5 separate regions of the Mus musculus genome follow, and regions 1, 3, 4 and 5 are each linked to region 2. The links are chromatin loops, found by intact Hi-C in ENCODE. Cell type or tissue: heart. All regions are shown on one strand. Each heading gives the region's core, and the rest is flanking DNA. Links, peaks and the distances in the headings are about the cores only.

What was found. Peaks named below come from ENCODE experiments on the same cell type or tissue, not always from the same donor. Only the 100,000 strongest peaks of a DNase experiment are listed, where the experiment ranks them.
Region 1: a loop joins it to region 2, with 4 times the contacts of the local background. A loop is called at or near these places in 11 of 42 quality-filtered maps.
Region 3: a loop joins it to region 2, with 3 times the contacts of the local background. A loop is called at or near these places in 3 of 42 quality-filtered maps.
Region 4: a loop joins it to region 2, with 2.8 times the contacts of the local background. A loop is called at or near these places in 11 of 42 quality-filtered maps.
Region 5: a loop joins it to region 2, with 7 times the contacts of the local background. A loop is called at or near these places in 13 of 42 quality-filtered maps.

What each region holds. Positions count from the first base shown.
Region 1 is chr13:55,665,545-55,671,635 of GRCm38, forward strand. Ddx46 (DEAD box helicase 46) reads left to right here. Exons shown (of 23, transcript NM_001282055.1): 16 at 643-836; 17 at 4,168-4,305; 18 at 4,660-4,809. Among named protein-coding and RNA genes, the nearest start is that of B230219D22Rik, 25 kb to the right of the region's middle. In heart, for the core only: a CTCF peak has its summit at 3,195 (motif pointing right); no DNase peak of the experiment used is centred there.
Region 2 is chr13:55,724,627-55,730,717 of GRCm38, forward strand. Txndc15 (thioredoxin domain containing 15) reads left to right here. Exons shown (of 5, transcript NM_175150.3): 4 at 1-12; 5 at 1,041-1,601. The coding sequence ends at 1,237. It overlaps Pcbd2 (pterin 4 alpha carbinolamine dehydratase/dimerization cofactor of hepatocyte nuclear factor 1 alpha (TCF1) 2), which reads left to right and starts at 2,742. Exons shown (of 4, transcript NM_028281.1): 1 at 2,742-2,848. The coding sequence starts at 2,747. In heart, for the core only: CTCF peaks have their summits at 2,188 (motif pointing left) and 3,515 (motif pointing left); DNase peaks (open chromatin) are centred at 2,765 and 3,445; H3K4me3 peaks cover 1,537 bases; H3K27ac peaks cover 1,201 bases.
Region 3 is chr13:55,637,742-55,643,832 of GRCm38, forward strand. It overlaps Ddx46 (DEAD box helicase 46), which reads left to right. Exons shown (of 23, transcript NM_001282055.1): 2 at 285-473; 3 at 2,050-2,193. Among named protein-coding and RNA genes, the nearest start is that of Ddx46, 5.8 kb to the left of the region's middle. In heart, for the core only: CTCF peaks have their summits at 2,945 (motif pointing left) and 3,145; a DNase peak (open chromatin) is centred at 2,950.
Region 4 is chr13:55,959,546-55,965,636 of GRCm38, forward strand. No RefSeq gene overlaps it. Among named protein-coding and RNA genes, the nearest start is that of Gm31542, 52 kb to the left of the region's middle. In heart, for the core only: a CTCF peak has its summit at 3,920 (motif pointing left); no DNase peak of the experiment used is centred there; H3K4me3 peaks cover 960 bases; H3K27me3 peaks cover 3,774 bases.
Region 5 is chr13:55,597,001-55,602,953 of GRCm38, forward strand. B4galt7 (xylosylprotein beta1,4-galactosyltransferase, polypeptide 7 (galactosyltransferase I)) reads left to right here and starts at 2,896. Exons shown (of 6, transcript NM_146045.2): 1 at 2,896-3,192. The coding sequence starts at 3,143. It overlaps Tmed9 (transmembrane p24 trafficking protein 9), which reads left to right. Exons shown (of 5, transcript NM_026211.3): 5 at 1-697. In heart, for the core only: no CTCF peak of the experiment used is centred there; DNase peaks (open chromatin) are centred at 3,051, 3,861 and 4,811; H3K4me3 peaks cover 1,968 bases; H3K27ac peaks cover 1,216 bases.

The DNA of each region.
Region 1 (6,091 bases), core at 324-5,323, 60 kb before region 2:
TTAACTGCTGAGCCATGTCTCTAGAACTGCAATGTATTTTTGAGCATAGAAATATTAAGGATTACTTTACGCCTAGCCACTTTTACCTTCTGAGACTGGAATGTAGCCACATTTCATGGTTAATATGTAACTCTGTGTTGGTTTTGTCTACAGTAAAGGTGGGATTATTTGTTTTTTTTTTTTTTTTTTTGGTTTTTCGAGACAGGGTTTCTCTGTGTAGCCCTAGCTATCCTGGAACTCACTCTGTAGACCAGCCTAGAACTCAGAAATCTGCCTGCCTCTGCCTCCCAAGTGCTGGGATTAAAGGCGTGTGCCACCACGCCCGATCATTTGATTTTTTAAAAAAGGTTTGTTTAGTTTATGGGAGTGAGTGTTTGGACCTAATGTGTGTGCTTTGTTCCCTCGGAGATGAGAACAGGGATTCAGAGCCCTTGGAATTAGAGTTGTGGGCACCTGTGAGCTGTGTCACCTGTGAGCTGTGTCACGGTGCTGGGAGTTTACTTGTATCCACTGGAAGACACCTAGTGCTCTTTACCCCCGAGCCATCTCTCCAGCCCAGAATTTGTTTCTTGTTTCTGCATCTAGGACTTTCTCAGTGGAAATGGAAAATTTTCAACATTTGTCTCTTTAATTTACTTGCAGGTATTGATCAATATGACAGGGACAGTATCATAAATGACTTTAAGAATGGAACCTGCAAGCTCCTCGTTGCCACATCTGTTGCAGCTCGTGGTCTCGATGTGAAACATCTAATTCTTGTAGTGAATTACAGCTGCCCCAATCATTATGAAGATTATGTGCACAGAGCTGGGCGGACTGGAAGAGCGGGCAACAAGGTAAGCCCTTACAACCGCGTCTGTGTTAGAGCACAGGCGCCCAGTGTGAGGGGTGGGTAACAGAGGTTATGGTGATAATTTTGAAAATCTTTAAATTAGCAAGACATATTGGATGTTAATCATGTATACGTGTATCTTTGTATTCTTAAAATTATCAAGTGCAGGTCTCTTGAGATGGTGCTGCAGTTAGGAACATTGTCTCCTTTTGGCAGAGGACCTGTGTTCTGTTTACAGCACTCACATGGTGTCTCCAAACCGTCTGTAACTTCTGTTCCAAGGGATCTCAGTCCCCTCTTCTGGCCCCTCTAGGCTCCAGGCCTACGTGAGGTGGCACACAGACATGCAGGAAAACACTCATAGAGATTTAAAAGCAAAACGAACATTATTAGGAGCTCTCGTGCTCTCTAGCAGGTAGTGGTAACAGCTCGTGTGTCTCCAGATTTTCTTCTCTCTTCCTAGCATGTTCTGCACATAGAGATGCTTGTTTGTGTACTTCAGGGTATTTCAGGGCTTGACTGTCATCTAGTCAGTATAGCGTCTGAGGCAGTTGTTCTCAGCCTTCCTAATGCTGCAACTCGTCAACACAGCTCCTCATGCTGTGGTGACCCCAACCATAACATCATTTTTGTTTCTATTTCATAACTGTAATTTTGCCACTTTTATGAATTGTAAATATCTGATATACAGGATGTCTGATAAGTGACCCCAAAAGGGTCAGGACCCACAGGTGAGAACCACCATTCTAACCTTGCTGTTTCATTTGAGCAATCAGATCTTACTTTGTCAGGACTATCCACAGACTGTATATGTGACACCACGTGCAACAAAGCAATTCTTTTTTTCTGGTATTCTATTTTGCAGAATAATAGCTGTGGGTGGGACCCAGAACTGTAGCAAGCCCCTCACACCACTAAGCTATGTGCCCAGCTAATTATTCCTTTTTTAAAAAGAAAAAAATTAATATATTAGTTTTTATTTACATAGATGTTATCCCTGCATGTTTATGTATCATGTGCCAAGGAGGCCAGAAAAAGGCGTTGGGTCCCTTGGAACTGGAGTTAGGACAACTGTGAGCTGCCATGTGGGTGCTGGGAATGGACCCAGATCCTTTGCAAGAGCAGTCAGTGCTCTCAGCCACAGAGCCATCTCAGTCTCCCTTCCCCCAATAATTATTTTTGAAGGCATGAGAATACTTTGTTGTGAGAAATGAGGTGATTAACCTTAGGTGTTGCGTCCTGGGGTAGCAGTAGTGCTATCAGGTCTTCATATCCATGATTTCGTCCTCAGTGGCCCAGTGAGGTAGCTATGAGTTCATTTTGTAGATGAGAAACTTGGGGCCCATAAAGCTTGCGTGTCCTTACCTGAGACATTCTTAGGAGCCTGGAAGGTTAAGGAGTGGCTCTGGAGAGATGACTACAGCTTAAGAACACTGACTCCTCGTATGGAACACCTAGTTAGGGTTTCTAGCATGCCCATCATGGCTCACAGCTGCCTGTTACCCACTTACTTCCAGGGGGCCCTGAGCCCTCCGTGGGCTCCTGCACACATGTGGTGGCACATAGGCATACTTCAAATATATGTACATGAATAAAGGGTTTGGTGGTGGTGATGGTGTTCAGTTTTTTGTTTTTGTTTTTTAAAAGGCAGTGGTGGCGCACATCTTTAATCCCAGCACTTTGGAAGTAAAGGCAGGTGATCTCTGAGTTCAAGGTTTGCCCGTCTACAGAGCTAGTTCTAGGACAGCCGGGGTACAGTCAGGAAAAACAAACAAACAAGGAGTAGCAAGTGTATGTTTTAGGGGTTAAATGAAGACAGACAGACTGAAAAGATCAATGAGGATCCTCTCTTTACTATTTATGTATGTATGCACACATGTGGGGTGAGGGTAGGTCATGAAATCAGAAAGAGGGGAAGAAAGGGGAAAGTCAAGACACAGAGTACCCGAGCTTGAGCAGAAGGGCTGGGAAGAAAGAGCAGTGGGGAGGAGGGACTGAAGTGAATTACCAATAAGAATGCACACTAAACCCCCATAATGAAAACACTCTAGTGGATACTAGTTTTCAAAAATACTTCCAGGGCAGAGAGATGGGTCAGCATTTAAAAGCACTTGCTGCTCTTGCAGAGGACCCAGCTTTGATTCCAGTCACCCACATATGGCTCACATCCATCCATTACTCCAGTTCTATGGGACCCAAAGCCCTCATCTGACTTCCCAGGCACCAAGCATGCACATAGTACACACATATACACGCAAGGAAAACAGTCATACGTATAAAAAAATAAATGTTTAAAAAATATTTATCTTTTGTATGAGTGTTTGCCTGCATGTATGTCTGCACCACATAGAGGCACTGCCTTTGGCGGCCAGCAGAGGGTGCTGGATCCCTTGAATGAGAGTCCAGTGTCCTCCGGAAGAGCAGCCCCAGCTCTCCAGCCCCTTTCAAGATGTTTGTTTTGTGGTTTTTTTTGAAGCACAGTTTCTATAGCAAATGCTGGCCTTGAACTAATGGCAGGGCCTCCTGCCTGGGCTCTGTACATTCTGAGACTGTGTACACAAATCAGCGTTCGGCGTTCTCAGCTTTAATGTCTTAGTTTTAGGATGTTTGTATACAAAGCCTTCCACAGCTGTGCAGCGCAAGACAGCCTGGAACTAACTCTGCTTCCAATTGCTGGCATTAAGAGGATGTATGTTCACGCTCTGCTCTTGTTTCTAGTGTACAGAGAGTGTGTTCACCCTCACTTGTCCCCTGCAACCTTTTAGTTCAAGCAAAATGAAGCCTGGGACAGGGAAGGGAAGCAAACCATACTTGGGTTCTTACCTTTACAGACATCCTATCCCCAATGTCAGGAGAAGCCACAGCCACCCCTTCCAGCCAGGCTCAGCTGCTGCACTTCCCATGGGCTAAGAGTCCTGATTTCCACCATTATAAACACACATACACAAAGACAAAGAGTGAGAGAGTGTATGTGGCCCCTAAAACATACACTTGCTACTCCTTGTTTGTTTGTGTTCTTAAGCTGTAGTCATCTCTCCAGAGCCACTCCTTAACCTTCCAGGCTCCTAAGAATGTCTCAGGTAAGGACATGCAAGTGACACAGCTTTATGGGCTCCAAGTTTCTCTTCATGTAGCTGTCTGTAGCTGTGTGCTGGGATAGCACCGAGGGACCTGTGCATGCTGGACAAGCCCCCTAGACTACTTTTTTAAGCGTCAGTGAGTGAGATGCTCCTCATTTTCTCCTAAGCTTGTCATCATTGTTTTCCATGAAAGGCCTGGGTTTCTCCTGTTGACTGTGACTCATTTTGTCTCATTGTCCTTCTCATTGTCATCAGGGTTATGCCTACACCTTCATCACAGAGGATCAAGCTCGATATGCTGGTGACATCATTAAAGCTCTTGAATTGTCAGGGACCGCAGTGCCTCCTGACCTAGAAAAACTCTGGAGTGACTTCAAAGATCAACAGAAAGCTGTGAGTTTTAAACTTTCTTTGGAGGAATCATTAGCACGACTGTGAGGTCATTATATGATAACTGTATTTAGTTTTTGGTGTTTTGTTTTTTGTGACAGGGTCTCTCTGTGTAGCTCTGGGTGTCCTAGAACTTGCCATATAGACCAGGCTGGCTTTAAACTTTCAGAAATTTATTGCCTCTGCCTCCCAAATGCTCATGTTAAGGGTACATATCTTGCATGTTTGGAAAGAAAAATTGTGAAAATAGAATCTTCTCTTTTACATAAGTGTTTTTGTTCAGTTGGCATATTCTACTTTGAAAATATTTAATAGCATTTCTCTAAAAATTAACTTTGCTAACTTTTTTCTTAAAAGGAAGGAAAAATAATTAAAAAGAGTAGTGGCTTCTCTGGCAAGGGATTCAAGTTTGATGAAACAGAACAGGCTTTAGCCAATGAGAGGAAAAAGCTGCAGAAAGCTGCTCTTGGCCTGCAAGATTCTGATGACGAGGATGCTGCAGTTGATGTAAGTATTGAGTCTGCACGTGCGCGATGGGGTGGTTCATGATAAGTTGAAGAAGAACCACAGCAACCTGTTTAACTTGTTCAGTGCAGCAATTGCCTAGCATACCTGCTCATAGGACAGCTTTTCATAGAGTAAACGCCATCTCAGGCTAGATGTGGTGATGCTCTGTGTCCTATGGCACTCAGAGGGCTGTGGCCAAAGTACAAGGTCGGCCTGGGCAGTAGAGCAAACTCTCATATAATGGCTACAGATAACCTCCCTGAGAATAGTGTCCAGCCTGACCATGCCATTGAGACCACACTGAGCACGGACGGGGCGGGTCTCCTAGCACATGCATGTAATGTTCCACACGAGCCTAGCGTGAGGTAAAGTGCCTGTTTGGTCATTGTAGTGAGTCAACTTAAAAGGCACATGCTAGAGCTGGGCCTGGTAGCACAGCCTTTCACCTCATACGGGAGGCAGAGGATCCCTCTGACTCACGTGCTAGTCTGCTCTGCAGAGTAAGTTGCAGGCTAGCCAGGGCTCCAGAGTGAGATCCTGTCTCAGAAGAAAAGAAAAAAAGGTAATGAGGATCAAGTCATTAAATCCACCCAATTTTCAAGGTGAAAGTCACGTATAGCTTTAACCATGTTTAAAAACCATTTGTCGGGCTGGTGAGATGGCTCAGTGGGTAAGAGCACCCAACTGCTCTTCCGAAGGTCCAGAGTTCAAATCCCAGCAACCACATGGTGGCTCACAACCACCCGTAACGAGATCTGACTCCCTCTTCTGGAGTGTCTGAAGACAGCTACAATGTACTTACATATAATAAATCAATAAATCTTTAAAAAAAAAAAAAAAAAAAAAAACATTTGTCAAACACATGCACACAAAATAAATATAAATGTGATTTTTTTTTTAGATTTATTTATTTATTTATTATATGTGTGTGCACTGTAACTGTCTTTAGACACTCCAGAAGAGGGCATCAGATTTTTGTTATGGATGGTTGTGAGCCACAATGTGATTGCTGGGATTTGAACTCAGGACCTTTGGAAGAGCAGTTGGTGCTCTTAACCACTGAGCCATCTCACCAGCCCATAAATGTGATTTTTAAAAGAAAGAAAGAAGAAAGCTTAAGCCAGGGGCTAGAGAGGTGATTCAGCATGGTGAAGCAATCTACTATTCTTGTAGAGGGCCAGAGTTCGTTCTCAGCACCCACATCAGGCAGCAGCAGTGTCTTCTTTTAACCTCCTTGGTAATACCCTCACTCATGCGTGCTGTATACCCCCAACCCCCACAC
Region 2 (6,091 bases), core at 753-5,752:
TCAATCAGACGGGTATGTAGAAATAACATCCGGGGGAGGAAGGCTTTTTTTTTTTTGTTTTGTTTTGTTTTGGTTTGGTTTTTTGAGACAGGGTTTCTCTGTGTAGCCCTGGCTGGCCTGGAACTCATGAGGATCTTTGTTAGTTGCAGCACTGCAGCTAGCTATTGTGATTATAAACTTTAGCTGAATTGTTGGGCGTGCTTATGACTTAGTTATTTTTATTATGCTGAGTTCCATTTTTTAATCCATTTGAAGAAGTTGCTTTAATTCCTTAGTGTTTGCCAAAACATATGGCCCTATTGTTTCTTCCTTGTAAAGGCTTGATTGTGGTGAGTGGAAGAACTGTGTTCCTGGGAAACTCCTCTTTCTCACAGCTGTCTAGCCGTGACTTCCAGCCTCCCTCTTCCCCCTGAGGGGCACTTACTAGAAATGAGTGCAGATTGGAACGCTCCTCAGGGCATGGTGTTCTCATTTCTTTCTGACACCAAAGAGCAAAGACTCTCCTTATTTCAGGTTATCTCAGAGTAACTGAGTGCCTTAGGGTTGCTGGGAATTCTGAGCCTCATGCTGGGCCCTGATTCACCAGTCCACTGGGAGAGAAAGCCATTGTGTTTGGTGATTGCAGAGGAGTTCTAGGTGCCTGGCATCTTTGATCACTGTCCAGTGGTGGGTAACTGTCTTCCATGAACTCATTTAAAGGCATCTTGATAACCTGTGGGAACTTCTGAGAGTAGCTTTATTTTGTTGAACTTTGGTCTTAAGAGAACAGAAGGTGACTCTTAAGAGTACATTGACCAGAAAAGCTCCAAGGAGTCAGAAATTCTAGAGTTTTAGCTTTGAAAGGCTGGAAGGATTCCCGATCCTTTGATGTGGTGGGAGGAAAGAAAATCACACTGACACACAAGTGAAATCCTTCCAAGATATGCTTGAGATGGTGTTTATTTTAGGGTCGCTTGTCATTTTGCATGCCGTGCATCATACTTCAGACAAGCCTCAGATGTGTTTTCTTTCTGATTTGAAACAATTAATTTCTCTTTCAGGTATAGAAGCCAAGAAAAATGTGGTGGTAACGCAGGCTGACCAGATGGGCCCTCTCCCCAGCACTTTGATAAAGACTGTGGATTGGTTGCTGGTGTTTTCCTTGTTCTTTTTAATTAGTTTCATTATGTATGCTACCATCCGCACTGAGAGTATTCGGTGGCTGATTCCAGGACAAGAACAGGAACACGCAGAGTAAAGACAGAACTGAACTGGAACAAGAGGGGTCTCAGCCCCTCCTTTGTGGACTTAGCATTACAGTCGCTAAATGTGTGGACTTGCAACGGAAATCAGATTCAAGAATCATGTTCTTGTTGGACTACTGAAAAGCTGAAAAGATTTCATATAAATGTGTTTTTCCTATGACAACTAGCAGGTACAAAAATGTCCACTAGAATTGACTGTTGTTGCTTTTTAATACTTGAACATAATGAATTTCTTTTCTAGTGTCGTCAAACAGGAAAGTGTTGTCTCAGAAGAGGAGCTAAGATGGGAAGTATGGGCTAGGACGGGAAGTGCAGGTCTACTACAGGACCAGGTGAAAAATAAAGTCACTGAAACAATTCAAAGTGGTTTCGCTTGTTTCTGGGAATGGCAGACTTTAGGAGAAACTCCTAATTCTAATTAAAACATGTTAATTCTGTGCTAGAGCACAGACATTGCCCAGTCATATACTAGCACACAGCTAGATTGAGATCCAAAGGAAGTTAAGAACCCTGTCCTTGCCTGGAGGTTGAGTCTGGTCTAGTTTAGGACACAGCAAAGAGATGACATGGGCCGCTGAGATGGCTTAGCAGATAAAGGTGCTTGTCACCAAGTGTGAAGATCTGAGTTCGATCCCTGTGTTCCACACGGTGGGAGGAGAGAACTGGCAAATTGGTAATATTAATGTGCTAATTTAGAAAAACTAACAGGATAGTGCATGGTGACACGTCCAAAATCCCCAGCTTCTGGGAGGTGGAGATGGATGTTCCAGGCCAGCCTCTGCAACTCTACCTGGCTTCATGAAACTGTCTCAGGAAAGGAATACAACAAAGTTACCTAGTAAAAAAACCAAAATGAGGGGGCTGGAGAGATGATTCAGTGGTTAAGAGCACTGACTGCTGAGTTCAAGTCCCAGCAACCACATGGTGGCTGGCTCAAAACCATTTGTCATAAGATCTGACGCCCTCTTCTGGTGTGTCTGAAGATAGCTACAGTGTACTTACATATAATAAATAAATAAATCTTTAAAAAAAAAAAAAAAAACAAACCCAAAACCAAAAAGATACAAATCGAGCTAAAAGCTGCAACATTTTACTCAAAACTCAGCACTAAGTTAAGCCCCGCCCCTACCCCCCCCACCCAGCATGGGTTTTAAAATGAATTTTATTGTCAGTTACATCGCAAGAAAAAAAATGACAAAAGAATAATAAAGATCAATATACACACATAGGACCTGCATGTAAGGGAACAGAGTTGTCTCCACCCGTCCTGGGTGGGTAATGCACTTGTGCATGCAGCATGGTCGAGCTGCAGAGAGGAGCGAGCTCAGCGCGGCGTTCCGGGTCGCGGCAGCCGGGTCTTTAAGCCCTGAGCACAGCAGCGGTGGCCCGGCGCGCAGAGGGCGCTCGGTCTGCAAAGAGTTCCCGCGGGCGCGGCGGCCATCCCCTTCGGGGGCCTTCGGTGCCTGCGCCGCGTCAGGCAGCACGCCGGGCAGCCCGGGACCATGGTGGCGGCAGCGGCGGTGGCTGTAGCGGCGGTGGGAGCGCGTAGCGCGGGGCGGTGGCTGGCGGCGCTGCGCAGCCCGGGCGCGAGCAGGGCGGCCATGGTGAGTGCGGCCCGGGCGAGCCACCGGGCCTTCGTTCCTTCTGCTGCGTGGGGGCGACTGCGCGCGCAGACCCGCAGCTCACACGCCATAGCCCCCGCGCGGGGGAGGACGAGGCTGGGAGACATCCGTGAGTTCGAGACCAGCCAGGGCTCCGTAGTGGACCCTGCCTCAAACAAAACAGAACACCCAGACAGCTTCTGCCGTAGTTTTTGAGCGTGCTCACCGGAAACATTATCGTGGGAAAAAACAAATCCAAATGTGACGTTTAGTTGCGAAGCCATTCTGTGGGCTGCGAGCAGTCCTGGGGTGACCAGGACCTAAGTGACCAGCTAACCGTGTTGTTCTTGGTCAGGGGGCTTTAGAAGAGTTAGTAACCCCTCCACGCCCTTTTCCCGTTTTTGAAGGGCACATCGATTTTTTTTTCCCTCACCACTTTTAAAGAGGACATTTCGTTTTCTTACTCTGTCAGATTTTAGAATTTTGCCTGTGCGTTGCGGCTTGTAATTCTTACATCTGGCGAGGCTGAGGCAGGAGGATTACGGCGCAGCCGGCGAGGAGTGCTGGGAGACCGTCTGAGGTGTACTTTGAGAGTGTGAGGGGTAGAGGGGAGAGAGAGTTAGCCGAGGGTAAGTTTTTTTTAACACGCAGCTCCATCTAGTGGAAAATGCAGCATGAAACTCACCGTTTCCTTTACGGGCGCTCACTAGAGCCTATTTGACAACGTTTTTATGAAGAACTCGTAGACATAATTTATTTTCCTGTAAAATTTCTATAATGAATTTCCCCAAATAAATATTTTTCTTATATTACACAGTAGAATTGTTGAAGTCAGAAAATTATGCTGATAACGTCCATTGTTTTTGACTAATGACTTTAGAGATTTTTTTGTTTCCTGGTGTAATCCAGGACTAGTCATTGCATTTGGTTAACATTTTAAAAATTAATTTAATTAAAATAATTTTCATACAGATGTATTCAGGTACACTAAACTCTGCTCCCTTTCCTACCTGATTCTTTTCTTCCAATAAAAGAAGGAATGACATTTCATTTTGCTTTGTTTTTAATGGATGAGTTTCTTGTAGCTAAGGCCGACCTTGAACTCAGATACATTCCTGCTTCCACCTCCCAAGTCCTGAGAACACAAGCCTGTGCCACCACCCTCGATGTGAAATTGCTTTACTATAAAACATGTAAACTAGCTCAGATTTCTGTACAACTCGATTGCTGCAACCTAGGTGAGTTTTAGGGCCTGCTCCTGCCTAAGGTGCTGGTGACCTTACAAAACCATGGTGCCTGGGAAGGAATGAGTAGACAGATTGATTGGAATGGCTGCTGTGTGTCAGAGTCTGTTTTGGGCACCATCACATTTACGACCTTTCCCCCTCCTTTCAGCTCTTCCTCCCTTCCTCATCCCTGTCTTTCCTTCCACCTAATAATGGGGATGTAGACCAAGCTGGCCTTAAACACAGAAATCCCCCTGCCTCTTTCTCCTGAGAACTGAGACTAAAGCATATACTACTGTGCTTAGTGAAAGATCTCTCTCTCTTTTTTTAAAGATGTATTTATTATTATATATAAGTACACTGTAGCTGTCTTCAGATGAGCCAGAAGAGGGCATCAGGTCTCATTATGGGTGGTTGTGAGCCACCATGTGGTTGCTGGGATTTGAACTCAGGACCTTCAGAAGAGCAGTCAGTGCTCTTACCCGCTGAGCCATCTCACCAGCCCCGTGAAAGATCTCTTTAAGTCTTTCAAAGACCAAATATTTCATCCAAGCATTCAGGAGAAAGAAGCAGGTGGATCTGTGAGTTCGAGGCCAGCCCGGTCTACAGAGAGAGCTCCAGGACAGCCAGGGCTACACAGAGAAACCCTGTCTCGAAAAACAAAATAAAACAAAACAAAATAAAACAAAACAAAAAAACCTAACCCACCAACCAACCAAACCATTTCTTAGCATTTCGATACTGTCCAACCCTGTATAGACTCAAGGAACCTGGAAGCCAGAGAGGCCAAGCTTAGCATGCAACAGTAATAAGTTAGAAAGCCAATCGCTTACACTGTCTACCTCCTGTGGTTCCTTACATCTCCCTCCATGTCTGTGAAAAGCATTCCCAGACTGTTACAAAGGACTGTGCTGGAGGCTGGAAAGATGGCCTAGCAGTCAAGAGCACTGGCTGCTCTTGCAGAGGACCTGGGTTCCATTCCAGTACCAACACGGTGGCTCACAACCATCTGTAACTTCAGTACCAGGGAGTCTGATGTCCTCTTCTGGCCTCTATCAGCAACACAGTGCATATATATGCCCAGGCAAAACACATAAAATAGAAGTAAATAACTCTTTAGAAGATAAAACAGTTAACAAACAAGCAAGCAAAGGGTTCTGTTGAAGGCACGTCTTTGCAGGGCCCTTGGTGTTATGTAGCCGAAGCGGCCCCATTCCAGTCCTTTCCACGATCCCTGTTGTTGGGTGGACATCCTGTATGAGTGAGCCTGCATACTTTGATCTCCATAAGCTTGTGGATAGCCTAGCATCAGAGAAAAACAGTGCCTTCTAGAGCCTCTGGATCACACAGCACAGTCCATTCTACAATCTCTGGATGACCACAGCATAGTCTATTCTAGAACCTTTGGATCACCACAGCACAGTCCATTCTAGAGCCTCTGGATGATCACGGCATAGTCCATTCTAGAGCCTCTGGATGATCACGGCATAGTCTATTCTACAGTCTCTGGATGATCACGGCAGTCTATTCTATGGCCTCTGGATGACCACAGTACGGTCCATTCTACGGCCTCTGAATAACATTGGCATAGCCCATAGTGTGCTTCATGGTTTTCCTTGATGTCAGATCCCTGTGAAAATCTAACAGTTGTTTCTTTCCTGAAATGCTCTGAGTGGCCTTAAGTAGTTAAGTGATAGACAGGTGGGAGTGTTTTCTATAGTCGACCCCTGTGTGGAAAATATCCGAACTCCGTGGGTTTGGTGGTGTTTATCTATGATTCTAGTACTGAGGAGGCTGAGGCAGGGTGAAACCTGGGCTAGTGAGAACTTACCACGGCTACCCAGCCAAAGACACACGCACACACACACACACACACACACACACACACACACACACACACAGAGAGAGAGAGAGAGAGAGAGAGAGAGAGAGAGAGAACTCAGAACTTTTCTTTTTCTTTCTTTCTTTTCTTTTTTTTTTTTTTGAGACAAGATTTCTTTGTGTAGCCCTGGCTGTACTA
Region 3 (6,091 bases), core at 316-5,315, 87 kb before region 2:
TTTCGCCTGGAAGGGCCCCTGCCTGTCTGCATGGCTCCTGCTTATGTTTCCTTCTGTGGTTTCTAAAATGTCACTTCATCTTGGCTGTATCTTTTCTGTGAGTTTTTTTTAAACATAGAAATAGACAGCCGGGCAGTGGTGACGCATGCCTTTAATCCTAGCACTCGGGAGGCAGAGGCAGGTGGATTTCTGAGTTTAAGGCCACTCTGGTCTACAGAGTGAGTTCCAGGACAGTCAGGACTATACAGATGCTAAGTTTGATCTTGGATTTGATACTGTTGTAGCCACTACCGAAAACGCTCAGCATCTCGAGGTCGTTCTGGAAGTCGATCGAGGAGTCGCTCACCCTCTGACAAAAGAAGCAAACGTGGGGATGACAGACGCTCTCGGAGCAGAGACAGAGACCGGAGGAGAGAGAGGTCTCGGAGTAGGGACAAGAGAAGATCTCGGTCAAGGGACAGGAAGCGCCTGAGGTAAGACGTCCAGTTCTGCAGAACCAGTGATACTGGGCCTTCCCGGATAAATTGGGCTTCTCCAAAGCTGTGTTCTAGTTTGGAAATTAGTGGCCCGTTTGTGGGCCTCCTGCTATTTTTTTTTTTAACCATTGTTTGATTAAGCACAGGACTTGTCTATAAAGAGAGTCTTAAACGGTATCTTTAAGCTTGGAAACTTTAGATTGTGTTTTCTGTAATCCAGAGAGAACCTTGAAGTCCCTGAGAGAGATAAAAGTAAGATAATATGCTCTGCTCGTGCAGATTTTATTTGATTCTGCCCAAGAGGGCTGACCCTTGTGTGAAGAGTGGCCACTAAAGCAGACACTGGGAAGAAACAGGGCAGAGTTTCTGTGGGCTCTCCTTGCTGTTTTAAGCTAATTTAATGACTGTTCTTAGATTTAAACTGAAAACCACTCCACTTTTCTATTTTCTATTTACTTACATATTTATTCACACCAATGTCAATAGTTACAGCTTTTCTCCATGAAAATGTCTTTAAAAACAGAACGCATGACAGTGTTAAACTAGGACTTTGTCTTCTTAGGATGTTGGAAGGTGAGAATGCTGTGGTCTTAGGACCTGGCACTCCAGAGAAGCAGTTACCCATGACAGTTTAGAGTGTAGGCTTGCTCACCTTCCTGTCATGTGTCCCTCAGACAGCTCTCACAGTTCTGTCAAGCGCTTGTTAAGTAAATCAGTTACTCAATAAGTAACATTCACGGTCCCCTCCCCCCAGTCCCCCCCCCTACCCCCCTCCCTGGTTTCTCTGTGTAGCCCTGGCTGTCCTGAAACTTGATTTGTAGACTAGGCTGGCCTGGAACTCACAGAGCTCCATCCTGCCTCTGTGCGCACCCCCCCCCCCCATATGCTTATCTCTGACTTTATGTGAGAATAAAATTGCAAATTTTAGGTCATGGATTTTGAGGCTGGGTGTGGTTACACATGTTTCTAATCCCAATGCTAGGAAGTCAGAGGCAGGTGGATCCCTTGTGTTCAAGTCAGTGAGACTCAAAACAACAACAGAAACAAGACTGGAGATTATATAGTGAATTCTTCATATTGTCTAGTTGAGGAACTTGGGATCCAGGGAGTTGGGGGTCTGCCCTCTGTCACGTGGTAACTAGCAGCTCTAGGGGAGAAGTGTCACCTCTTAGTCTTAAGATTCTGATCTTTGAGCCAGGTCTGTCTGTGTCCTTATGAAGGCCCAGGCCTCCCCTCGGCAACACTTCCCCCTTGCTGAGATTAGGAGTTTGATTAGCTCAGCCAGTGACCAGGGCTGAGCTGCAGCTCTAGCTGGAGACTGCCTGAAATTTAAAGTATCTGTTACAGCCTGCTGTGTTAGCTAAGGTCACTATGGGAACTAGTGTCCTCCCATTTCCCTCGATTCTCGTGGGAACTGGCGTCCCTTGTTTCCTGTTTGGCTGATTTGGTAGCTAAGTGAGGCTCTGTAAGGCCTCAGCAGTGATCATAATTGTAAGGCCTTTTCGGGTTGGGACAGTCACGGTCTGCAGTAATTCTCTTTGGCCACAAAATAAAAGAAAACTCTTCCCGTCAGGCGCTCCAGAAGTAGAGAGCGAGACAGAAGCCGAGAGCGGAGAAGATCTCGGAGCAGAGATAGAAGGCGCTCAAGGAGTCGAAGCCGGGGCAGGCGGTCCCGGTCCTCCAGTCCTGGCAGCAAAACCAAGAAGACTGAGAACAGGTAACGCCGTCCTCAGACTGCGCCTGCTGCTACAGGCTTTGACGCTCGCTGGGAAGTGTTGGCAGAGTGTTTATTAGGCTGTGGGGCTTATGTTTCAGTTGAGAATAGCAGATTCTATTGTTTTTACACTCCACACTGAACCCTTATTTCTTATTTATTAACGGTCAGAACTTCTGTTATCATCTTTTGTGGGGCAGTGACTATTGTCTCAGGCATGCTGGTCACCATTTGAGGTAAGCCCTCTGTATTCAGCTCCATCCTTGGCCTCAGTTTTGTTTTTTTTTTCTTTGAGATTCTTTTTTCTGATAGTTAGATATTGGTTGACAACTTTTTAAAGATTTCTTTTTATTGATTTATGCATGCCTGTGTAGGTGTGTACAGGCGCATAGGTGCCAGTGGAAGCAGGAGGCCTCAGATCCCCAGGAGCTGGAGGTACAAGAATCTTATTCACTTAGACACTGGCAGATTCTATTGGGTTTTGTTTTTGGTTTTTTGGTTTTTTTTTTTTTTTTTTTTTTTTTTGGTTGGTTTTTTTCGAGATAGTTTCTCTGGATAGCCTTGGCTTTGTAGACCGGGCTGGCCTCGAACTCAGAAATCCGCCTACCTCTGCCTCCCGAGTGCTGGGATTAAAGGTGTGGGGCACCACACCCGGCTCTATTGGTTTTATACTCTACACTGTACCTTATTTAATGCATGTTATTAACGGTCAGAACTTTGTAAGCATCTTTTGTGGTGGTGTGCGCCACCTGCTGGGGGTGCTGGGAACTGAACTCCTTTGCCAGAGCAGTAGTGATTTAACCATTGAGTAAGCTGTGCAGCCCAACAATAGCTTTTTTTTTTTTTTTTGTAGACAGGGTTTCTCTGTATAGCCCTGGCTGTCCTGGAACTCACTTTGTAGACCAGGCTGGCCTCGAACTCAGAAATCCCCCTGCCTCTGCCTCCTGAGTGCTGGGATTAAAGGCATGCGCCACCACGCCCGGCTCAACAGTAGCTTCTTAACATTCGTTGTGCGCCTGTTGAATTGCTGTTTGGGGAAGTGTGGCCTTGGCTTGTGAGAGTTAGTGTGTATGTTTCTTGTGATGCTGGTTAACACGTGGCTGAAAGCCTCTTGTCAGGTCAGCGGGCTTGCTCTCCAGTCTCCTACCACCCGGTAACACTGCTTACTGAAACCACAAGTGTGCTATGTTGACGCTCACCTGTTTCCTGTTTTATCCAGTGTTGGCATCTCTCCAGGGTTGTTTGTTTGACTTTGTAAGTTGTACTTTTATTTTACCAAGGCCAGTGTAATACTGTTGAGGTTTCTTGAAATTAAAAGATAATCCTGGATCCTAGCATTTAGGAGGCAGAGGCAGGTGGATCACCACTCCTGGAACAGTGATTGATGCTTTCACCAGGAGCTGTCTTTAGCCCGTTTTCTCTCTTGACCTTGCTTGTGGGGATGTGGCCATCCATTTTATACTTACTTCAAATTCATACCCCATTCGCCTGACTTACCTTTTATTGTTTGAGGGGCTCTTGCTGTGCGGTGCTGGCTCCCTCACAAGCTCCCTCTGCCTCCTGAGCGAGCTTCACTGTTAGCTCTCTCCCCTGGGGAAGCCACTGTGGAGCTTTTCCTTACTGCCTCCCACCTGTGTGCGCCCCTTAGAGTACTTTGTGTTTTAGCTGCACGTGACTGGAATCCTGTAGTCTTCGCTCAGTGTTGAGGTTTGCCTGGGCTGGTTCAGTTTTGTTGTTGAATAGTGTTCTGCATACTATACATAGCTTACTATGCCATTGAATGGACTTGTATGCAGCTAGACTTTGAGGGCCCTCAGCTTTTTTTTTCTCATTTCTTTTTTCTGTAATGTTGTCATCAAACCCAAAATCTTGTGCTTTATGTTATAGGCAGGTGCTTTCTTCCTGAGATATATCCATGGCTTATGGCTTTTTGAGTGCCATAGCATATCTGTGCGTGAGCATTCCTAGGCATTACGTCTAGAAGGGAGACTGTGGCCATAGACACAGCTCTGCTTTAACTTGGTGATGGCCGCAGGTTCCTTTCTGAAGAGTTTGCCCTTCTACCCTACCACAGCGTGAGAAAATTCTCTTGGTCCATGCCATCCCAGTGTCTAAAATTGCTAGACTTTTGTGTTTCTGCCAGTTGGTTAGATATGCGATTATATTGTAGATTTTTTTATTTTGAGAATTGGAAAAAATTTTATTATGGAGAGAAGTATTCAAGAGATGACTGTTGGCTTCCTGAGGGCTTCCTGTGGCTTTCATGTGCATTTCTCTGATTGCTAGTGAAGGTGGATATTTTTGCATCTTTATTGGCCATTTGATTTCTTTTCTGAAGTACGTGTACGTTCAAAGCTTACAAAATTTTTTATTATTTTAATTTTTTATGTATGCAGTGTTCTGCGTGTGTGTGTGTGTGTGTGTGTTTGCGCGCGCGTACCATGTGTGTGCCTTGTGCTGAGGTCAGAAGAAGGTATCAGATCTCTGCACCAGGAGTCATCCTCCCTGATGTGGGTGCTGGGAACCGAGCCCGAGGGTCTCCGTAACAGCAACGTGTGCTCTTGACGACCCTGATCCTCTTTCTCAGGCTGAATACCATTTTTATTTTTTTCTTCTTCCTTTTGGCCTATTTCTCTTAGAAAACTTCATTTATATGGACTTCGTTGTTGTTGATGTTTTTGTTGTTTTTAACTTGCTACTGGTTGAATATTTCTTGTCTAGAAGGCTTGAACTTCACTTGTGTCTTCAGTTTGGGACTTCTGTGTTCCGTTACATGTCTGTGTGCAGTGAGAGAGGTCTTGGGAATGATCTCCGTGTCTAGCCCCAGAGTTTATTTTTTCTGAACATCTTACGCATATCTCCCTGGAATAGGGTTTCTGTACCGTGTGGTTTTACACTGCTGGGGATTGATGCAGTCCCATGCACAGGCTGAACAGTGCCCTCCCACCAGGCTCCACCCCTCCCTCGGAAGGTAGCTTTATACTGTGCTTTTAGTGTGTGTGTGGGGCTGCAACCTGGTGTGTGCAGTGGGATGTGAAATTTCCTATTTGAGATGTTGTGTACACACAAAGTTTCAGAGTTTGCCTTTCAGATTAGGGGTTTTCAGTTTGTACTTGTGATATATAACGATGGTAGGAGTTAAGAATACGCCTGATTCTGGGTCTGGTGGTGCCCACTTTCAATCCCAGCACTGAGGGGGTCTGTGTGGTCCAGGCCAATCTTGTCTACAGAACTAGCTGAATACAGCAAGGGCTACACAGAGAAACCTTGTCTCAAAAGAAAAAAAAAAGCCAACAAAAACAAATAAGCACCCGACAAAGGTGGCATAGGGGAAATACAACACACACACACACTCCCCCTCTATATGTAGATATGTATATGTATATACACACACAGCTACAGTGTACTCATATAAATAAAATATAAAATAAAACAAAAAGCAGGTAAGTAGCATAAAGAGCAAATTGAGTTTACTTCAAGAAAGGAAAATTATTTTAACATTAGAAAATTGGAGAATTAGTGCAGTACTATATATTAATAAGAGGTAAGGAGAAAAGTCATATTTTAGTCTAGAAAAAAGGTTTAATCAATGTTTTTGTTTTTGGGAGACAGAGTTTCTCTGTATAGCTGTCTTGGAATTTGCTCTGTGGACCACGTTGGTCTTGAACTCACAAAGATCCACCTGCCTCCACCTCCCAGCACCACCACCTACCAGTTTCCTCTTTTAGAATGTGGTGTGTGTGCCAGGCAGTGGTGGCACATTCCTTTAATCCTTGCACTTGAGAGGCAGAGGCAGGTGGATTTCTGGGTTCAAGGCCAGCCTGGTCTACAGAGTGAGTTCCAGGACAGCCAGGGCTATACAGAAAAATCCTGTCTTGAAAAACCAAAAAAAAAGTATGTG
Region 4 (6,091 bases), core at 863-5,862, 240 kb after region 2:
ATCATTCTATCTGTGGTGCTTGCACACGTAGAAGCCATGATGTTACTGGCGGAGGGAATCTTTGAACAATTGCATTGTTGACTGTGTACCCCACAAAGAGTACAGGAGCAGAGATTCCAAGAGTCCTGCCTGTAAATGTTTAATTTTCCAATTCTTCTTTAGATCAGAATGATTTAAACAGCATTTGCTTTTACCTTTTAACTAGTCAGCTTTGTAGATAGTGAGCTGCCCGGCCAGTTCTCCCCGGTGAGATGTGTTGACGCCCTGATTTAACAAAGTTGAAGACTCTGTGTGTGTGTGTGTTTGTGTATGTGTGTGTATGTGTATATATATATATATATATATATATATATATATATATATATATATATATACTTTTTTCAGCTTTATTTTTTGGAAGAAAATTTTTTTCCTTATAAGTTCTTAATTTTGGCTGACTCACAGCACCTCTGTGTTGAGAAAGTCTGCTCATTCATGCCTGTGCTTTGAAAGAATCCCAGACAAGGACAGAAAATCTAATATTTGAAAAATACAAACTTTGCTAACATGTTTCATTCTGGAGGTTAAAAAGATCTAGCCCACAAATGTGCAAGAATTCAGTGTGAGTGGCTCAAAAGGTTTTTTTTTTTTACTCATGATAAACAAATAATTCTTGGATGGTTGTATCCCTGAGCTTCGCATAGGAAAGCAGCCATCCATGCAAGCGGTGCTGGGCTCACCCTCACGCCCTCTGTGCTTGCTTTCTTTCACTATGCTAAATCCTTGAGGTGTGTAAAGATGTTATGATAGGCAGTGGGTCAAGTCATCTTGAACATGTAGCTTTTTATACATTTTTCTTTGCAGAGGAAAATTTTTCTTCAAATCAATCCCCCCAAATAAATGGTTTGTAAAAACAAAACTCTATTTGTTTTGAAATTGCACACAAGAAGCCAGGTTATATAGCAACATGTCTATTTGTCTTCTGCCTGAAGAAAAGAAATTTGCGTGTAGCTAGCAATTTTCCCTCATAATAAACTTTTAAAAATTGAAGTTGTCTCTAGGGAGAAAAAAACATCAGCGAAGTGTGGATATTTGTAAAGGGCTCTTTTCACTTGTCCATTGGAACGGCTTAACCTTTAGTAGCTACTTTGTGTCTATTTTTTTTTATAGTTCTGCAGATGTATATTTCCAAAGTTATAAAAGTTTAAATATTTGCTATTTTTAATTACATAGATTCTTCTTAAATGAGCAAATGTGCCATCATAGCCTGCAGAGATTTAGACAAGTCTTAAAATAATAATTCTTCTTCTTCTTCTTCTTCTTCTTCTTCTTCTTCTTCTTCTTCTTCTTCTTCTTCTTCTTCTTCTCCTCCTCCTCCTCCTCCTCCTCCTCCTCCTCCTCCTTCCTCTTCCTCCTTACATTTTACTAGATCCGCTGGCAAACTGTTTGGCATCTGAGCATGTTCTCAGTGCCGCTGGAGGAGAGCAAATGAACAGAGGCTCACACAGATCACAGGCAGTGGCTTGGGAATTTTTTTTAGGAGGCATATTTTCTTACGTTAATGCCTTTGTAGATTCCATCCACGTTTGGACATCAAAGGGCGTGCAATTAATAATGGGCATCTGGAGGGCGGATCACATGCTTCCGATGTTAAAGTGGGGAAGGACAGGAAAATCAGCCGTGGTCAGGTATTAGCTGTAATCATTTTTAAACAACAGCCTAGAAGGCTTCTCCTTTGTACCTCTGCTCTCTGAGAAATGCAGAGGCACATACACTCGAAAAGTTCCCTGGGAAGCCTGCCTTCTGCTGGGCCAGTAAGTAGAACGAGATCTGACCCCAGTTACCAGGGCTGACTTACTCAGATAACCTTAATTTCTTGACTAAAACCAAACTCAGTGTTGTGTGAACTCTTTCCCTAACCCCACATTGGACATATGGGGTCGGGCAGTTATATTATTAGAGTCTTGGTTAATTCCAAAATGAATGTTTTCAAATACTAGGATAATAGTAACTTGCCACTCGCTGGAACCAAAGGCATTCTTAGGCATTATTTATTTCTTCTCTTTTATGGTAGCCTGTTTGTCTTTTTCAGAGTGATCTATGTTAGCAAGCCCTAAGTATGAGATAGTCAAGTCAGACTATATGTGTGTACAACAAAACCGTGCCAGCTTTGTACTCCAAACATTCTAGCAAATATAAAAACCTGCGATGTTTAAACAATGATTTTCATTTCAGTCTGTCACAGATAATAAAGAGATGCTGTTTCTGAGGAAATTAAAAAAACTGACATGGGAGAAATATTTATTTGCTTTCTACATTGGCTAAATGACTAGTAGATATTTTTTAAAAAATCAACCTGTAAATAGACAGATGCAACCAATTCCCTTTCATTAACAAACGCTGCGATTTCATAATAAAGCAAATTCATTAAAAAAAGTTTGTAGTCTTAAAGCTGAAGCTGCCACTTTCAGCCTATTTTAAAATACTAAAAAAAAATTGATATGCTAATTGGTAGAGGGAGAAAAAAAATCTTGTAAATCTTTAAAAAGTAGCTTGAATTTTTAAAGGCTCTTCTGGCAGGTTCAGGTAGGAAAAAAAAACAACAAAAAACAAAAAACAAAACCCTGTCCATTTCGTACAAGTTCTGTACGTTTGCCTCTCGCCTGAGTCTGCTCAGCAGCCAGCTTTGTTTTCCTTGTCGGCATAAGCAGGATCGGCAGCATGCTTTAAAGTTAATTAGAAGCAGGGTCTATATCGCCGTCAGCAAACATGTTATAAGCTTACTATTTAATAGTGATTCCGGGTAAGGCCATCATCCCCTTCCTAAATCCAAATATAAAAGCTGAAATCGTATTTGTTAAAACTGTCATGTTGAATTTGTGACCCAGATTGCTTTCTCGAGGCGTGCTGGGCCAGAGTTTGAGCAAGGACTGCTCCCAGCTGCAGACACCCAGAGCCCAGCAGCCTCCTGCGAGGGACTGAGTCGCTGGCTCCATGCTGCTCAAGCCCTCCGGCCTCCCCCTAAACAGGACTTCAACTTAGTCGGCTCTCCCGGCTTTTCCACATTGTAAAACCATTTGATTTATTTGTTTGGTTTGGTTTGGTTTTTAGAAGCTCTGCAGAAATTATTTCCTACTGGCAGAGAGGGCACTTGGAGTTACACCACATTAGTTTCACATCATTAGTTTAGCGTTCTCAAACTTAAAATTGGAAAGTATATGGACGGGCTTCTAGAGACCTCAATTCTGACCAGAGCAGAACAAATTAAAGCTGATGGGTTCCTTTTGCTGTCTAACGCGTGGGGCGATACATCATAAAGCCCTGCGGCCATGCCGAGGGGTTCCCTCTGTCAGCTCTGGAATTTGGTGGTAGGAAATGTTAGTTATTTTTAAAACGCGGGGAAAAGTCCACAGTTGCCATTCAGATTAAAAAACAAAAACCGTAATTGTATGTCAGTAATTGTAGCAGGCAGTCAAGAAGGGGGGTGCCTGATGACGGTCCGGACCCCATATTTTCAGCTTCTCTCACCTCCAGCCACCTCCATTCTGACTCTGGATCTTTATAAATAATTTAAAACCCTCGACCCAGGGAGGGCAAGCCAGATGCTCGCTCTGTTGGACCGGAGCACTAGGGGGTTGGCTGGGTGGGCGCAGCTGGGATGAGGCGGGTGTTATCCTGCTCTCCATCCGTGGTACCCAGCCGAGGAGGCTGTGCGCTGCTGGTGCCTGGTGGGACTAGAGCGAAGGCCCTGACTCCAAAGTGGCTCTCTGCATCTCTCCCAGGCTGTTCCAGCCCCCGGTGGCTTCCAGTCCTTCTCAAGCTCTGCGAGAAAGCCAGACCCGAGAAAGCCAGACCTTGGTTTCTTCCGGCTGTAGTGAGGGGACCAGCATGGCCCTCAGGTGAGTGCTTCCCGAAGCTCTCCTGCCACCTGTTGGCCGCTGCTGGTGCTGACGCGATGGGAGGAGCTGCGTATCCAAAGATCCTTTAAGACTGGGTTGGTTTCCTATTTGGCCCAAGGTCACAGGGCCTGGGGACCAATACCTGTCTCCTGATGACCCCTCAGGCACATTCTGGGTTTCCTCGTCCGTTCATCTGACCAGATCACGGCAACAGCCCTATGGAGCACTCTCAGAAATGCGATATCCAGATCCCTGCCTCTGTAGAAAAGATTACTGACAGTTGAGCTGGACATCCTGATTCCTCTCTTGGCTTCCTCTCGCCATCCTTGTTGGGCACAGATCTGATGTGTAAGAGCGCTTCTGGGATAGACAAGGCTTCTCCTCTGATGGCTAAGCCCTCTTGGTGGGGTGCCTCTAACATTGCCTGCATGGTTTGGGATTTCTTGCCGTTGAGCAGAGGTTCTGCCCAGACCTTTCCCTTTCTTTTCTTCGTATAGAGCCTCTCAGGGTTTGGATGGAAGGGTTGTATCGGGCACTTCCGCTAGAGATCCAAAAGAAGTGGCTCACGCCTTTAATCCCAGCACTTGGGAGGCAGAGGCAGGTGGATTTCTGAGTTCGAGGCTAGCCTGGTCTACAGAGTGAGTTCCAGGACAGCCAGGGCTACATAGAGAAACCCTTTCTTGAAACAAAAAACAAACAAACAAAAAACAACAACAAAGAAGTGTATTGGAACTTCTGGTGCAAAGAGAGAGCCATGCCTTCTCCCGTTTGAACGTCAACGATCACCTCCAAATATCACAGAAGAGCCGCGGTGTTCTGAAGGGCTGTCTTCCTAGCTAACAGCTGCATACGAGCTTGGGTACACCCACGGGATATTTCTGCAGGCAGTCTTTAACAAAATGTGGCTCTTAGTGTGGTCATTTGTCGATTAGGAGTATAAGACAGGGTGGCAGGCATGCTTGGGACACACACACAAACACTGCCCACCCCCAGGACAAAGCAACAAATCTCCCTGCGTTACCTGTGAGCCCAGTATGGGACCAATGGATCCAGCTTGACTTTGAGAATCTCTACCACACGTTTCTGAGGGAAGAGGCCCTGTATGAGGCCACGGCGGTGCCTGCATTCCTATTTTAGATGTGTGTATGTTTGTGTGTGAGGAGGTCTGAAGCCACTGTTGGCCCATAGGTGGTCCTGGGTCCCTCTGGAGATATGTTTTTTTTTATTTATTCCATGGGCTTTATGCACAGAGGCCCATGCCACTCTCAGCTCAGCCACCTGCACCACCCCTGAGCGTTGTACAGGGCAGCCATGAAGAACGGTTGGCCCACACTTGTACCTTGCCTATATTGAACCTCAGGTCTTTAATGGGTAGTAACTGGTCACCCCAGACACCTGTTCTTTGCCCCAGATAGGAAGCTGAATGTGAGAGCCCACTGCTTTCTTTGTGAATGAATTCCTCCTAAATTATCTGAGGGCAAAATGGTTTTAATGCTTCATCTCTAAAATCGTAGCCGTGCTGATATTTGACCTAATAGCTGTTGCTAATTTAGCCATGAAAAATAATTTTCTTAGTCTAATGCCTCGTGAAACCCTGATTTGCTGTAATTGAGTGGATTCCTACCCTTTCCTCCCAGCTTCTGTTGTAATTTAAGGTAGAAGGAACCCTTCGATGTATCTTCTCCTGGGTACCTACTGCTTTAGAGCAATGTATATGGAGACTGCCTTGTGGTCAAGAGCCTGACACATAGCTCTGTGCTTTCAGAGAACTAAAGGACTCACTGAGTTGTTGCTATAGGTTGGGCAGCCAAGGGAGGCGGGGGTAGGGGTGGGGTGGGGTGGGAAATCCTACTGAGCTAGGACTCAGACTTTTATGGAGAGGAAGGAACGTAGGAGAGTCAGTAAATGTCTACCCTCCTGGCCCCATGAACACGAAGAGAAGAAAGAGTCTGAGCAATAGACTATTTACCTCAGCACAAAAGCCGCCTCCCGCCCAGCACCTCCCCTTTTTCTTTCTAGCCTTTCTGACAGAAATACACAGCGGACTGAATGTGCCTTCCCACAATAGTGTCCATCATGAAATATGGGGGGGCAGCAAAGGGAAGACAAACTTTAAACACACCTGGCACAGCTGGTCCCCGCCTTTGTGCTCAGAATGGCCTCCAGCCAACTGGCTGCCCTGTCTCCATTCATGCACCCTCCAGAAGAATTCG
Region 5 (5,953 bases), core at 954-5,953, 130 kb before region 2:
AAGCCTCACAGGCGATCTTTCTTCCAGGCTGTGGGAAGTAGGAGGAGGACTGGTTTTCAGCCGCAGATGTTCTGGAGGAGAGAGGGACTGTAAGCGTGTCCCCGTTCCTCAGGCTCAGGTGGAGGACAGCAGCCTGGCTGGCTAATGCTGAGCCAGTAGTGGGACAAGCCCTCCCACCTCCACTCCTGGACCTTTTGCAGTAATCACTCAGGGGCTGGCGATGCCCTTGGTGTCTCAGAATCTCAGTGTTACTGATCAGGGATATGAGGTTGCTGTCTGGGGTAGGTTTTGGGAGGGAAGTGGGTGGGGCAGCAAGCTGATTTTCCTTCTGTCTTCCTTTGTTAATGTGGGATTTTGAGCAGGTCAGGGTGTATCAGTGACTCCTTGCTATTCCAGAAACTTTGCTTTTCTTGCCTTTGGCTTAGAACCAGCCTGCTTATATAGGGTGTGTTTGCTGCGTGTCAGTTTAAGGGTGTGGAGGGGTTGCAGTGCACAAAAGGGGCCCAGAGGTTGATTTTAGTTTGTTACAATTGTCCTTTCTGGGGCTTGAACAACTGGTATCAAACCAAGCAGAGACTTTGGTGCTGGTTGGAAACAGAGCCTACAGAGTCTTAGTTACTGAGTTTATTTTCAATGAATGTGGGTTTGTTACATTGGTTTCCCAATAAAAAAGAAAAAAGAAAAAAAGGAAGAAAAACTGTTCGTGGTTACTCTTTTTTTTTTTTAAAGATTTATTTATTTATTATATATAAGTATACTGTAGCTGTCCTCAGGCACACCAGAAAAGGGCATCAGATATCATTACAGATGGTTGTGAGCCACCATGCGGCTGCTGGGATTTGAACTCAGGACCTTCAGAATAGCAGTCAGTGCTCCTAACTGCTGAGCCATCTCTCCAGCCCTGTAGTTACTCTTGGTGGGTGTGATGATACTTGGACTTAAGAGAATGGAACAAGGCCAGACGTGATGGTGCACAACTTTAATAGCAGCACTCAGGAGGCAGAGGCAGGTAGATCTCTGTGAGTTCAAGGCCAGCCTGGTCTATGTAGTGAATCCAGGACAGCCAAGGCTATTACACAGAGAAGCCATGTCTGGAAAAAACAAAAAGAGGGTGGGTGGGAGTAGTAACTTCCAGAGGGCACAAGGCCTCACACTCCAGGGTAGTCTCCACCTGTGAACATCACGATCTCCATCCTTGCTATGGTTTCTTGTAGCGGGCAGGTGCTGACGGGTTTGTCAAAACCATCTGACATTGCTCACCAAGAGTGCCAAGTGTCAACATGACAAATAACGGAACACTGATTTAAAAGCAGTTCATTTGGGTTTGTTTTGTTTTTTTCGAGACAGGGTTTCTCTGTACAGCCTTGGCTGTCCTGGAACTCACTTTGTAAACCAGGCTGGCCTCAAACTCAGAAATCTGCCTGCCTCTGCCTTCCGAGTGCTGGGATTAAAGGCGTGTGCCACCACCGCCTGGCTAATTTGGGTTTTTATGTAAAATTTAGTTTCTTGAGTTTGAGGTCTAACACTAGAGCAACAGGTCACCTGACTGTCTTATCGCCTGATGGCCCTGCCTAACTGGTCTCTGCAGGAGGTCAATCCTGCCTTTAAGATCTGCCACATCAGGCTGGAGAGATGACTCAGTGGTTAAGAGCACTGACTGATCTTCCAGAGGTCCTGAGTTCAATTCCCAGCAACCACATGGTGTCTCACAACCGTCTGTAATGGGCATCCGATGCCTTCTGATGTGTCTGAAGAGAGTGACAGTGTACTCACATATATAAAATAAATCTTAAAAGAAAATTAAAAAAAAAAAAAAGGTCTGCCCCATCTATGGTTGACTTGGTAAGTTTCTGGTGTGGGATGCAGAGCCCTAGGTGAGCCACAGAGCAAATCATTGAGTTGTGTTTGTTAGGGTTTAAGAGGGGAAAGAAAGTTAAGAACAATTAACTTAACCAATAGTGAAGATCTACCTTGAAACAATGCACTTGAAATTGGAGATCATGGATTGTGGCTGGAAAGATTGTGCACACAAACCAATGACCTGCCTGTGCCTTGGTCCTTTCATCTTCACAATGGAAATAATACCTATTCATAAAGACTGAATAAAAGCACAGCCATAAAGAACTTAGAACAGGAGCTGGAGAGATGGCTCGATGCTCTTCCAGAGGTCCTGAGTTCAAATCTCAGCAACCACATGGTGGCTCACGGGCTGACAACCATCCGTAATGAGATCTGATGCCCTCTCCTGGACTGTCTGAAGTCAGCTACAGTGTACTTACATATAATAACTAAATCTTAAAAAAAAATGAGTAGCACAAAGTAAAACTTAATAAATGTTAGGTACTTATTAGAATATTAAATTTTGCCTGAAAGAACAGACATGAAGTCTAGTAACTGCCTCTCTTTTCCCAGGTGGGGAAGAGGGGAAGAGAGTAGATAAATTCACACAGGCAAAGAGGCGGCTCAGTCTCCTATTCATTCCTTAGGTTCTCAAATCGGACGACAGCATTTATATAGTGTGACTGTGCCAAGCACTGCACCAAATGGGTTTTCGTTTCCTACAATGACCACACAGAATACGAACAATTTATATAACCCAAGTGATGAAACCGTCACAGAGAAATCGACTCGCCTCAGCGTTGTTAAATTATCAGAGCAGTGTTTGAAGCACAATCAGTCTTCCGAGATCAGCTCCGAATTCTGAACTGGATCTTATGCTCCAAGAGTACGTGCTTTCTCTGCTGGGCTGACCGTAGGAATGCTGCGATGATACCAGCCTTCACTTGGGGGAAAAAGGAGGAAGATGTACCTTATCCCAGACGTTCTGTTATGCAGTACACGTCTAGTTCCAGCTAGTCTCTAGCTTGTTTGGTCGCCTTTGACTTGGGTGATGGGAGGGAACTCCCTTTCTTGTGACATCCAGTGGGCCCTTGTATGTAGTGAGAACCTAGCTAGGTCCCGCCATCGGTTCTCCAGACAGCAGAACCTTATAAGCTGTGGCTCTGAGGTGCAGCCGGCCCAACCGGAGGGACGGACTCGGCGGACCGGGGGGCGGGGCGGGGGCGGAGACGCCGCGTAGGCTGGGCAGGCCGGGCAGCGGGGCTTTGAGCCAGAGCCCCATGTCCTGCTGTGTCCCGCCACGATGTTGCCCTCCCGGAGGAAAGCGGCGCAGCTGCCCTGGGAGGATGGCAGGTGAGCGGCCGCAACGGGCAGGAGCCGCGTCCCCCTGGGTGCCATTCCTTTTCTCGACCTCCTGCAAATCTTAGCAGCCCTACGCTGTCGCATCTGGGTTTCTGGGGGTCACCCTGAGTGTTTGTGGTTCTCTGGGGGTGGGGGGAACGTCATTGGTATTGTCTGCACGGCTCTCTTTTCCTACTAGCTTCTATTCTGCGCGTCCCTGTGTCTGGGTCTCTGCCTTGCTCTCTCCATTGATCTTTTTGTTTGGACCGCGAACTAGTCCAGTGGCTCTCAACCTGTGGGTCGCGGCCCCCTTGGGTTGCATATATCAGACATTTATGTTACGATTCATAACAATAACAAAACCACAAATGTGGAATAACGACGACATTTATGGTTGGGGACCACCACAACCGTGAGGAGTTGTATAAAAGGGCTGCAGCAGTAGGAAGGCTGAGAACCACTCTTTCTCCTGTGCCTTTGTGTGTTTGTCTGTCTGTTTTCATGTAGCAGATGATTCTGTTCGTTTCTTACAGCGGATCTCTCTGTGTTGTGGCGCTGAAGGTCTTTATTTATTTATTTATTTATTTTCTGTCTGCCCCGTCATATCCATGTGACTTCAAATCCTATCCTTCGCCTTCATGCCCTCTCATACTTTGCGGTTGGCCGGGAAGATCACACCAGACAGAGCTTCCTGTGTTCTCTTCCTGGTTGGTTAGCCATTGCCTGTCTTATACTAGACACACCCAGTAGTTCATTTCCTGTGCTGCTGTACTTGTGTGGGGGTCTGCTTTAAGTGTTAGGTGTGAGTCTGGCTCATACCCGAGTTTAAGATATTTCTCACTGAAACAGAATGGCGGAGGTGATTTTCCTGCCTAGATTTATGGGGCATTACACTTTTAGGCTTGAAGCATCTTTTTGTTTGGACCTTGGGCTAGTCCAGTGGTTCTCAACCTGTGGGTCGCGCCCCCCCATGGGTTGCATACATCAGATATTTATATTATGATCCATAACAATAACAAAGTCACAGGTATGGAGGAACAATGTAATTTATGGTTGGGGGCCCCCATTTTCTTTCCCCCAACACGTTAGTGTATATTCACTTAATGAATGACACATTTGTTAGATATTGTAAGGCTCTAGAATTTAGTGGACACACTTTTGGGGTGTTTGTTTCTTTTTCTTTTTCTTTTCTTTTTTTTTTTCAGATTTGGTGTTAAAAGGTGACAGTAATATAGTAGAAGCATGGTCCATGGTGGCCAGAAATAGACCACTTAATTTTTCTGACCTCGGTTTTCCATCTCTGAAATGAATATCATAATATCTACTTGTAAGGGCTCATTGAAGAATGGTGAAGATAGTTTATAGAGGAGAATTGCCATCTTCTGATCATTTTCTGTTATTGTGTTCTCAGAAAAATAGATTGATGTCCATTCAGTGCTTTTGACACAGTGGCAAAGATTCATGGGACATATATAAAATAGTGTAGTAACTGGGTGGTAGCTCTAGTGCGAGCTTACTTGGGTTTGAAGCACCCCTAACTAGCTTTAGGTAAAGGAGACCATCCCTTTTCTAAATCATCCCTGAGAACCTGAGTGTGGGAGCAGCCAGTACTGCAGTTCTGAAGATGACCACCAGGTGGCACCAGCAGCCTCTGTTGTCTGTGTTCAGTATCATCACTTTTACTGATAAAATTGGGACCCTCAGTGGTTTTGGCTTTTAGAGCAAAGAGTGAGAGTGTCCTTGGGCACACGTTCTTTTTGTTTGTTTGTTTTTTGTTTTTCGAGACAGGGTTTCTCTGTGTAGCCCTGGCTGTCCTGGAACTCAGTCTGTAGACCAGGCTGGCCTTGAACTCAGAAATCCGCCTGCCTCTGCCTCCCGAGTGCTGGGATTAAAGGTGTGCACCACCACACCGGGCTTGGGCACACGTTCTTTATAGAAAGGGGAGGTTGAATTGAAGAAACAGCACGAGAAAGCACATGGACTGTCCGATCCATGCCTTGCTCCTGGATAATGGTCATTGTTTATTCCCCCAAAGGCGGTCTATTACCCATTGCTCATCATATAAATCTCAGTCCTGCTCCCAGAAGGAGCCCAGAGTGCAAGAAAGAATCTATAAAGGTCCCAGGCCTGTCAGGCCATTTGCAGGTCTGGGCTCTACTGCTCCACAGTGGAAACCATCACCACAGGACAATGGGGGGTAAGTCAGAAGTCCTGTGAGGGGAGTCCTACCGGGCAACCTCTCAGCTGCACGAGGGACCTGGGCCTGGCTTCAGGGCTGCTGGCTTCCAGGTTTGCAGCTGTGTCTTTAGAGAAAGGTAGGCATGGATGTGGCTCCAGTGTGTACCTTGCAGCATGCTTGGCCTGCGTTGACCCTTCTCCTAACACGATTGACAAGTTCTTTGCTGTTTGACTGGGCCTGAGGCCACAGATAAAAATATGACATGTTCTGCAAGTAGGATCATGCAGGCCGTCTCAAGTGAGCGATGTAAGGACCGAAGTGCAGGGTACCCTGGGAACACAGCAGGGAGCTTGGTGGGGGCAGTGATGGGTGTGACATGATGTGGGTTTTTGGCCTTGAAAGATTGGGAGAAAACTCCTAAGTAGATAAAATAAGAGGATATCACTTAGGAGAAAAGGAGGGTGGGGTAGGAGTGGGTTGGAGCAGAAGTGTAGCCAGTAGAAAGGCCTTTTGTTACCCCGGATGAGAGGGAACGGTTGTGAGAAACTGCAGAGTTTCTCCAACATCACAGAGCGCCTGGACAGAGGGTTCTGA